Linked DNA regions of Homo sapiens: region 1 is linked to region 2. Evidence: chromatin contacts called from ENCODE Hi-C or POLR2A ChIA-PET data. All regions are on one chromosome and are shown on one strand. Each heading gives the region's core, a stretch centred on a gene start or an enhancer-like site at or near the end of the contact. The rest is flanking DNA. Distances are from core to core; before and after follow the strand shown. Region 1 holds the start of SPSB3 (splA/ryanodine receptor domain and SOCS box containing 3). Region 2 holds the start of UQCC4 (ubiquinol-cytochrome c reductase complex assembly factor 4).

What was found. A loop is a pair of places that touch in the nucleus more often than their neighbours do. ChIA-PET counts read pairs that join two places held with the same protein, here RNA polymerase II (POLR2A). Pooled maps may share reads with other maps.
Region 1: a map of CD8-positive, alpha-beta T cell shows a loop between it and region 2 (21-fold over the local background). The contact joins the promoter of SPSB3 here to the promoter of UQCC4 in region 2. A Hi-C loop is called at or near these places in 15 of 168 maps with a recorded cell type or tissue (B cell, CD14-positive monocyte, CD4-positive, alpha-beta T cell and 9 more), 27 of 37 single-sample maps with no recorded cell type and 28 of 50 pooled maps. POLR2A ChIA-PET finds 5 or more read pairs at or near these places in 27 of 52 experiments (A549, B cell, CD4-positive, alpha-beta T cell and 22 more).

Annotation. Positions count from the first base shown.
Region 1 is chr16:1,780,852-1,784,419 of GRCh38, reverse strand. SPSB3 (splA/ryanodine receptor domain and SOCS box containing 3) reads left to right here and starts at 1,849. Exons shown (of 7, transcript NM_080861.4): 1 at 1,849-1,918; 2 at 2,925-3,062. The coding sequence starts at 2,937. EME2 (essential meiotic structure-specific endonuclease subunit 2) reads right to left here. Exons shown (of 8, transcript NM_001257370.2): 8 at 2,718-3,568. It overlaps NUBP2 (NUBP iron-sulfur cluster assembly factor 2, cytosolic), which reads right to left and starts at 1,460. Exons shown (of 7, transcript NM_012225.4): 1 at 1,384-1,460. The coding sequence starts at 1,399. RefSeq lists silencers at 518-744, 1,172-1,381, 1,882-2,241 and an enhancer at 1,522-1,671.
Region 2 is chr16:1,418,943-1,422,428 of GRCh38, reverse strand. UQCC4 (ubiquinol-cytochrome c reductase complex assembly factor 4) reads left to right here and starts at 1,682. Exons shown (of 2, transcript NM_001272051.2): 1 at 1,682-1,737; 2 at 1,817-2,677. The coding sequence starts at 1,706. The coding sequence ends at 2,183. RefSeq lists enhancers at 990-1,392, 682-1,535, 1,509-1,668, 1,919-1,968, 1,979-2,048 and 1 more.

The DNA.
Region 1 (3,568 bases), core at 600-3,099, 360 kb before region 2:
GTCTCCCCCCAACAAAAAAACGAAAGCTTGGACTAGGTGCAGTGACTCACGCCAGTAATCCCAGCACTCTGAGAGGCCAAAGTGGAAGGATCATTTCGGTCCAGGAGGAGTTCCGCACCACTCTCAATAACGTATTCAGACCCCATGTCTACACATTAAAAATGTAGCCAAGCGGGGTGGTGCATCCTGTGGTCCCAGGTGCTCAGGAGGCTGAGGTGGGAGGGTCGCTTGAGCCCAGGAGGTCAAGGCTGCAGTGAGTTATGATCGTGCCACTGCACTTCAGCCTTGGCGACAGTTAAGACCCTGTCTCAAAAAAAAAAAAAAGCTTCTATCAATCTCAGTAATATCCTTACTTTGTAGTAAATCCGTCCTGATAATAAGGACAGGCTTTTCCAGGCTTCTCCTCTGGAATAAGACTCCAGCACTGGGCCAGGCGCCGTGGCTCACGCCTGTAATCCCAGCACTTTGGGAGGCTGAGACGGGCGGATCACGAGGTCAGGAGATCGAGACCATCCTGGCTAACACGGTGAAACCCCGTCTCTACTAAAAATACAAAAAATTAGCCGGGCGTGGTGGCGGGCGCCTGTAGTCACAGCTACTCGGGAGGCTGCGGCAGGAGAATGGCGTGAACCCGGGAGGCGGAGCTGGCAGTGAGCCGAGACCGCGCCACTGCACTCCAGCCTGGGCGACAGAACGAGACTCCGTCTCAAAAACAAAAGACTCCAGCACTCGGTTTCTAATCTGTCAGAGTTGTGCTGCAAGACCTTGCTGTCCGAGGAATGTTTTCCTTTTGGTATCGGACTCGAGGTCTCTTAGAAGATAAATGCGGCTCCCACTACTCAGGAGGGCCCACGGCGCTGATCTGGCGAACGGATCGTCCCCACTGGTGTGAATTCTGTCCCGCGCAACTTACACTTTTCTGAACACTGAGAGCGCCACTTCCACAAAGAACTTAAAAGCATGTGAGATTCTGGCGTCCGTCTTACTTTCATGACTGCGCGCGTGTGATTTATTTAGAGACAGGGTCTCGCTCTTGCCCGGGCTGCGGTGCAGTTGCAACCGCGACCTCCAGGATAGCGGGGCCCACAGGCGCCACCGCGCCCGCCTACAACGCGGTGCTCAACAAAGTTAACTTTAAAAGCTCCCCCAACTCCACGACTCAGGCCCTCCGAGATCACGGAGCTTCCACATCGAAGCAGGAGCACGCGGGAAACGACCCTGTTTAGAAAATGCCCGCGCCGCGGCCTCTGGCCCGGCCCAGCCACGCCGGCCGGTGATGGTCGCACCGGAGGCGCGCGACGCAGCGAGGCCGCCCCGGGAAGGGACGCGGCGGGGCCCCAAGCGAGGCCCTGGAGCGGCTCCGCACCCTGGCCCGCCACTCACCGGCCGCCGCCTCCATCCCGCCGCCTCCAGGAGCTCGCGGCTGCAGTCCGCTTACGCCCGCGGGCCGTCAGCCTCCCAGCTAGAGCGAAGGGCCTTCCAACCAATGGGCAGTGCGTGCCCGCCCGTGGCTCTTCTTGACAGGCCTAATCCTGCTGTCCCAGCCAATCAGCTTGCCGGAGGAGCTCTCGATCCGGTCCCGCAGGTTCCGGCGCAGACGATGACACGGACCTACTTTCCGGTCAACGCGGCCTGCGGTACCACCTCCCACCCGGGTCCAATGTGCGCGCGAGCTTTGTCTCCAACCGCTTGGGAACTGACCAATAGGAACGTTGGATTAGGACTGACAGTTCCTGAAACCTCTCGGCAATAGCTTTGTCACCCGACTCCCGCCCCCTCTCCCGAAGCTCCGAGACAGGTGTGCCCGCCCCTCGCCGCCGGAGCCAATGGGCGCAGGGGGCGGGGATTGTTTACGTCTCGCTCCGGGGCGGAAAGTGGGTCAGGGCCGGGCCGGCGGAGCGCGCAGCGGGGGCTGCAGGTGAGTGGCGGGGCACGGGCCGACGTCTCGGGCTCTGGGCGGGCGCGCTGACCTTGCGGGCGCGGCGGTAGCAGCGCGGCCAGGGCGCCGCCTTTGTTCCTCTCCGGAGGGCCGCGCCCGAGAGAGGCTTCCCCGGTGCCGCCGACTCCGGAACCCGCGCGCCCGCGGGAGGGAACAGCCAGGCCGGGCTGCCGCCGGGGAGGGCGGCTCCCGCTGCACACGCGCTCGCCTGGGGCTGGGCAGGGTTCGGCGGTCCGGGCGCCGCGATCCGCCCCGGCCTCCCTGGAACCCCACCCGGGGCCCAGCGGGCGTTGCCAGCCGCGAGCCCGGCGCAGGGGTCGGCCCTGGAAGGCTAGGCGGGAACCCCGGAGCTGGCGAGGGAGGTGCCAGGCAGGTGGCCTGGGAAGCGCAGACCTGGCCCTCGCAGCCTTTTGCATTTTATACCATAACAGCGGCCAGCGCTGAGCAGGTTTTAAGATTTGTGTTTCACGAGGAGCCCTGGCGGTAGCGAGCGGAGGGGAAGGCGAGCTGCGCGGCCCAGGAGACGGTGGCGGGAGGAGGATGCAGGCGGGTGCGGCGGTCGGGCCGGGCGTGAGGGGAAGGTGTCGGGGAGCGGTCACGGTGCTTCTGGCATGAGGAACTGGGAGGCCGGAGATGCCATTTGTCAAACCGGACGACAGAGGAGGAGCGAGTGGAGGTTTTAGATGCCTGCGGGACAGGCGGGCGGGGCAGCCAGGTTCGTGAGGTGGAACCGGAGAGAGGGGCTGGGATTCGCATTCCGGAGTCATGGGTGTCTGGGTGGCGTTTCACAGGATCTACCTGGGTTTTATTGAGCTGCTCAGATCCTGGAGTGAGGTACGGGCTCCTGAAGCGTTCTGGAGCCCTGGCTGGGCACCGGTGCGGCCCCTGCAGTCCCCACTTTGAGTGGGTCCGTGGCCCAGCCTGGAAGCTCAGGGCTGGGAGTGCTGTGAGTCTTCCTTTGCCCAGAGCCTGTGTTTTCTTCTAGATTCTTTCCACCATGGCCAGACGCCCCCGGAACAGCAGGGCCTGGCACTTCGTCCTGAGTGCAGCCCGCCGAGACGCAGATGCCCGGGCCGTGGCTCTAGCAGGCTCCACTAACTGGGGCTACGACTCTGATGGGCAGGTAGGTTCCAGCGGGCGAGGCGGACGTGGCTGGCCTAAGGTGTGGAGATGCCCTAGGCAGGCAGGCAGACATTACCTGAACACGGAATCAGTCGGAGAAAAAGATGCTTCTGAGGCTAGAGGACCAGTCCAAACCTGGGCCTGTCTCCTGGATGCACCGCATTCAGTAAGACTCTTTAATTTGGCAAAGGACACACACAGCCTCAGGGGTGACAGGACCTCAGAACACACTGCATTCTTCACTGTGCTTTCTCCTCTGAAACACATGGTGCATGGAGAGGTTGGCAGTTGCTTTTGGTTCATTCAACAGAAATTCTCCACTACGGGGCTGGGCACTGTGGCTCACACCTATAATCCTAGCACTTTGGGAGGCTGAAGCTGGAGGACCACTTGAGCCCAGGAGTTTGAGACCTGCCTGGGCAACATGGTGAAACACTGTCTCTACAAAAATTTAAAAAATGTGTCAGGCGTGGTGGCACGTGCCTGTAGTCCCAACGACTCAGGAGG
Region 2 (3,486 bases), core at 433-2,932:
CTCAAATCAGTCAGCCGGAGCATTTGGGGATAGGAATTTTTAAAGATAATTTGGAGGGTAGAGGCTTGGGAAGTGGGGAGTGCTGGTTGGTCAGGTTGGAGATGGACTCACGTTCAGACTCTTCTGTTCCTGGCGGGCATGGCAGAACCGGTTGGGCCAGATGACCGGTCTGGGTGGTACCAGCTGATCCATCCAGTGCACGCTCTGCTAAATATTTCAGGCACTGATCTTTGAGCTTAGGTTTTTGTTGTTGTTGTGCTTTTTGAGACAGAGTCTTGCTCCGTCACCCAGGCTGGAGCACAATGGCATGATCTTGGCTCACTGCAACTTCCACCTCCAGGGTACAAGCGATTCTTCTCCTTCAGCTTCCCAAGTAGCTGGAACTACAAGCGAGCGCCACCACCCCAGGCTACTTTTTGTATTTTTAGTAGAGACAGGGTTTCACCATACTGGCCAGGCTGGTCTCAAACTCCTGACCTCGTGATCCACCCGACTTGGCCTCCCAAAGTGCTGGGATTACAGGCGTGAGCCACCACACCCGGCCTGATCTTAGATTTTACAATAGTGATGTTATCCCCAGGAGCAATTTGGGGAGGTTCAGACTCTTTTTTTTTTTCAGACTGAGCCTCGCTCTGTCGCCCAGGCTGGAGTACAGTGGCTCCATCTCGGCTCACTGCAACCTCTGCCTCCCAGGTTCAAGCGATTCTCCTGCCTCAGCCTCCCGAGTAGCTGGGACTACAGGCGCCCGCCACCACGCCCGGCTAATTTTTTGTATTTTTAGTAGAGACAGGGTTTCATCGTATTAGCCAGGATGGTCTCGATCTCCTGACCTCATGATCTGCCCGCCTCGGCCTCCCAAAGTGCTGGGATTACAGGCGTGAGCCACGGCGCCCGGCCAATTTCTAATTTTGCAGCTGATTTATTAGTCCTGCAAAGGCAGACTGGTCTTCAGGCAAGACGGGGGTTTTTTCTGGAAAGGGCTGTTGACTTTGATTCAGAGTGAAACCATGAACTGAAATCCTTCCCAAAGTTAGCTCTGCCCACGCCCAGGAATGAACCAGGACAGCTTAAGGGTGGGAAGCACGACGGAGCCCCTTAGGTCTCATCTCTTCCACTGTCATTTCCTCAGTGATAATTTTTGCAAAGGCGGTTTCAGAGGCCGCAGTGACGTGAGATCGCGCCACTGCACTCCAGCCTGGGCGACAGAGAGAGTCCCTGTCTCACGAAAAGAACTAAACGGAAAAAAAAAAAAAAAAAAAATAGGGCGGTGCCACGGCCTTCGGGGAAGCCGGCAGAGAGGTGCGGGCGCCCAGCCCAGGGCAGGCGGGCAGGGCTGAGGGCGCGGATCCCCAACCAGGCCCCGCGCACCTTCATGACGGTTCAGAACTGCTCCGAGGCAAACTCAGACAACTCTCTGAGGACAACGTCCGCCCCCGCGGCGCCCGCCTCTCTTCGGGGCCAGGGACCGGGGTGTCGGTCCTATTCGAAAGGGACGGAGAACTACATTTCCCGGCATGCCATCGCGCACTCCGGGCCTGCGACGGAAAGAGCTCTTCGCAGCCGAACGTCATTTCCGCTGCGCTACTGGGACCACGTTCTGTAGTCGTGAGCGGAGGCCTGGTATGGCGCCCGGTTTCCGGTTTCCGGCGACGGAAGTGACGCTATCACGGCGCGCCAAGGCGTCAGTCGAGGAGTCAAGGCAGCAATGAATCGTGTCTTGTGTGCCCCGGCGGCCGGGTGAGCTCCTCAAGGTCTCGGAGGGCCGAGGGCAGACACCGGCGGGCGGGCGGAGCGCTTACTGCTCTCTCTCTTCCAGGGCCGTCCGGGCGCTGAGGCTCATAGGCTGGGCTTCCCGAAGCCTTCATCCGTTGCCCGGTTCCCGGGATCGGGCCCACCCTGCCGCCGAGGAAGAGGACGACCCTGACCGCCCCATTGAGTTTTCCTCCAGCAAAGCCAACCCTCACCGCTGGTCGGTGGGCCATACCATGGGAAAGGGACATCAGCGGCCCTGGTGGAAGGTGCTGCCCCTCAGCTGCTTCCTCGTGGCGCTGATCATCTGGTGCTACCTGAGGGAGGAGAGCGAGGCGGACCAGTGGTTGAGACAGGTGTGGGGAGAGGTGCCAGAGCCCAGTGATCGTTCTGAGGAGCCTGAGACTCCAGCTGCCTACAGAGCGAGAACTTGACGGGGTGCCCGCTGGGGCTGGCAGGAAGGGAGCCGACAGCCGCCCTTCGGATTTGATGTCACGTTTGCCCGTGACTGTCCTGGCTATGCGTGCGTCCTCAGCACTGAAGGACTTGGCTGGTGGATGGGGCACTTGGCTATGCTGATTCGCGTGAAGGCGGAGCAGAATCTCAGCAGATCGGAAACTGCTCCTCGCCTGGCTCTTGATGTCCAAGGATTCCATCGGCAAGACTTCTCAGATCCTTGGGGAAGGTTTCAGTTGCACTGTATGCTGTTGGATTTGCCAAGTCTTTGTATAACATAATCATGTTTCCAAAGCACTTCTGGTGACACTTGTCATCCAGTGTTAGTTTGCAGGTAATTTGCTTTCTGAGATAGAATATCTGGCAGAAGTGTGAAACTGTATTGCATGCTGCGGCCTGTGCAAGGAACACTTCCACATGTGAGTTTTACACAACAACAAATGAAAATAAATTTTAATTTTATAATATGGGATTAGATGATTCCCTTTTTTTGCATCTAGTTTTTAAAAAGGGGGTATTTGGGCAGCTATTGTTTTTTATTTTAATCTCTTCTTGTTTACCAGAGCACGTAAGTTAGTTGCACCAGCAGCTATTTTTAAAAGTTTCCTTTTCCGGTCGGGCGCGGTGGCTGACGCCTGTAATCCCAGCACTTTGGGAGGCTGAGGCGGGCGGATCACGAGGTCAGGAGATCGAGACCATCCTGGCCAACACGGTGAAACCCTGTGTCTACTAAAAAATACAAAAAATTAGCCGGGCGTGGTGGCGGGCCCCTGGAGTCCCAGCTACTCCGGAGGCTGAGGCAGGAGAATGGCGTGAACCCTGGAGGCGAAGCTTGCAGTGAGTCGAGATCGCGCCACTGCACTCCAGCCTGCACGACAAAGCGAGACTCCGTCTCAAAAAAAAAAAAAAAGTTTCGTTTTCCTTTTTTTTTTTTTTTCCAGAGTGGGAACTGAGGAAAGAAACCTACATATATATTACCGAATAGTACCAGAAATGAGGAACTTTTGCAGTTTTCTGCAAAACTTTTTAAGCAAGGCAACCATTTTCTGAGTAGAATACAACTAGTGAGTATTTCTTTTCACAAATGATGGGCACTATTTTGGGTTACCTAAGTGATTGTTTTTTGTTTTTTTGTTTTGTTTTGTTTTGTTTTTATTTTTGAGACAGGGTCTCACTCTGTCTCCCAGACTGGAGTGCAGTGGCACAATTTTGGCTCACTGCAACCTCTTGTCTCCTGGGTTCAAGCAGTTCTTCTGCCTCAGCCTCCCGAGTAGCTAGAAC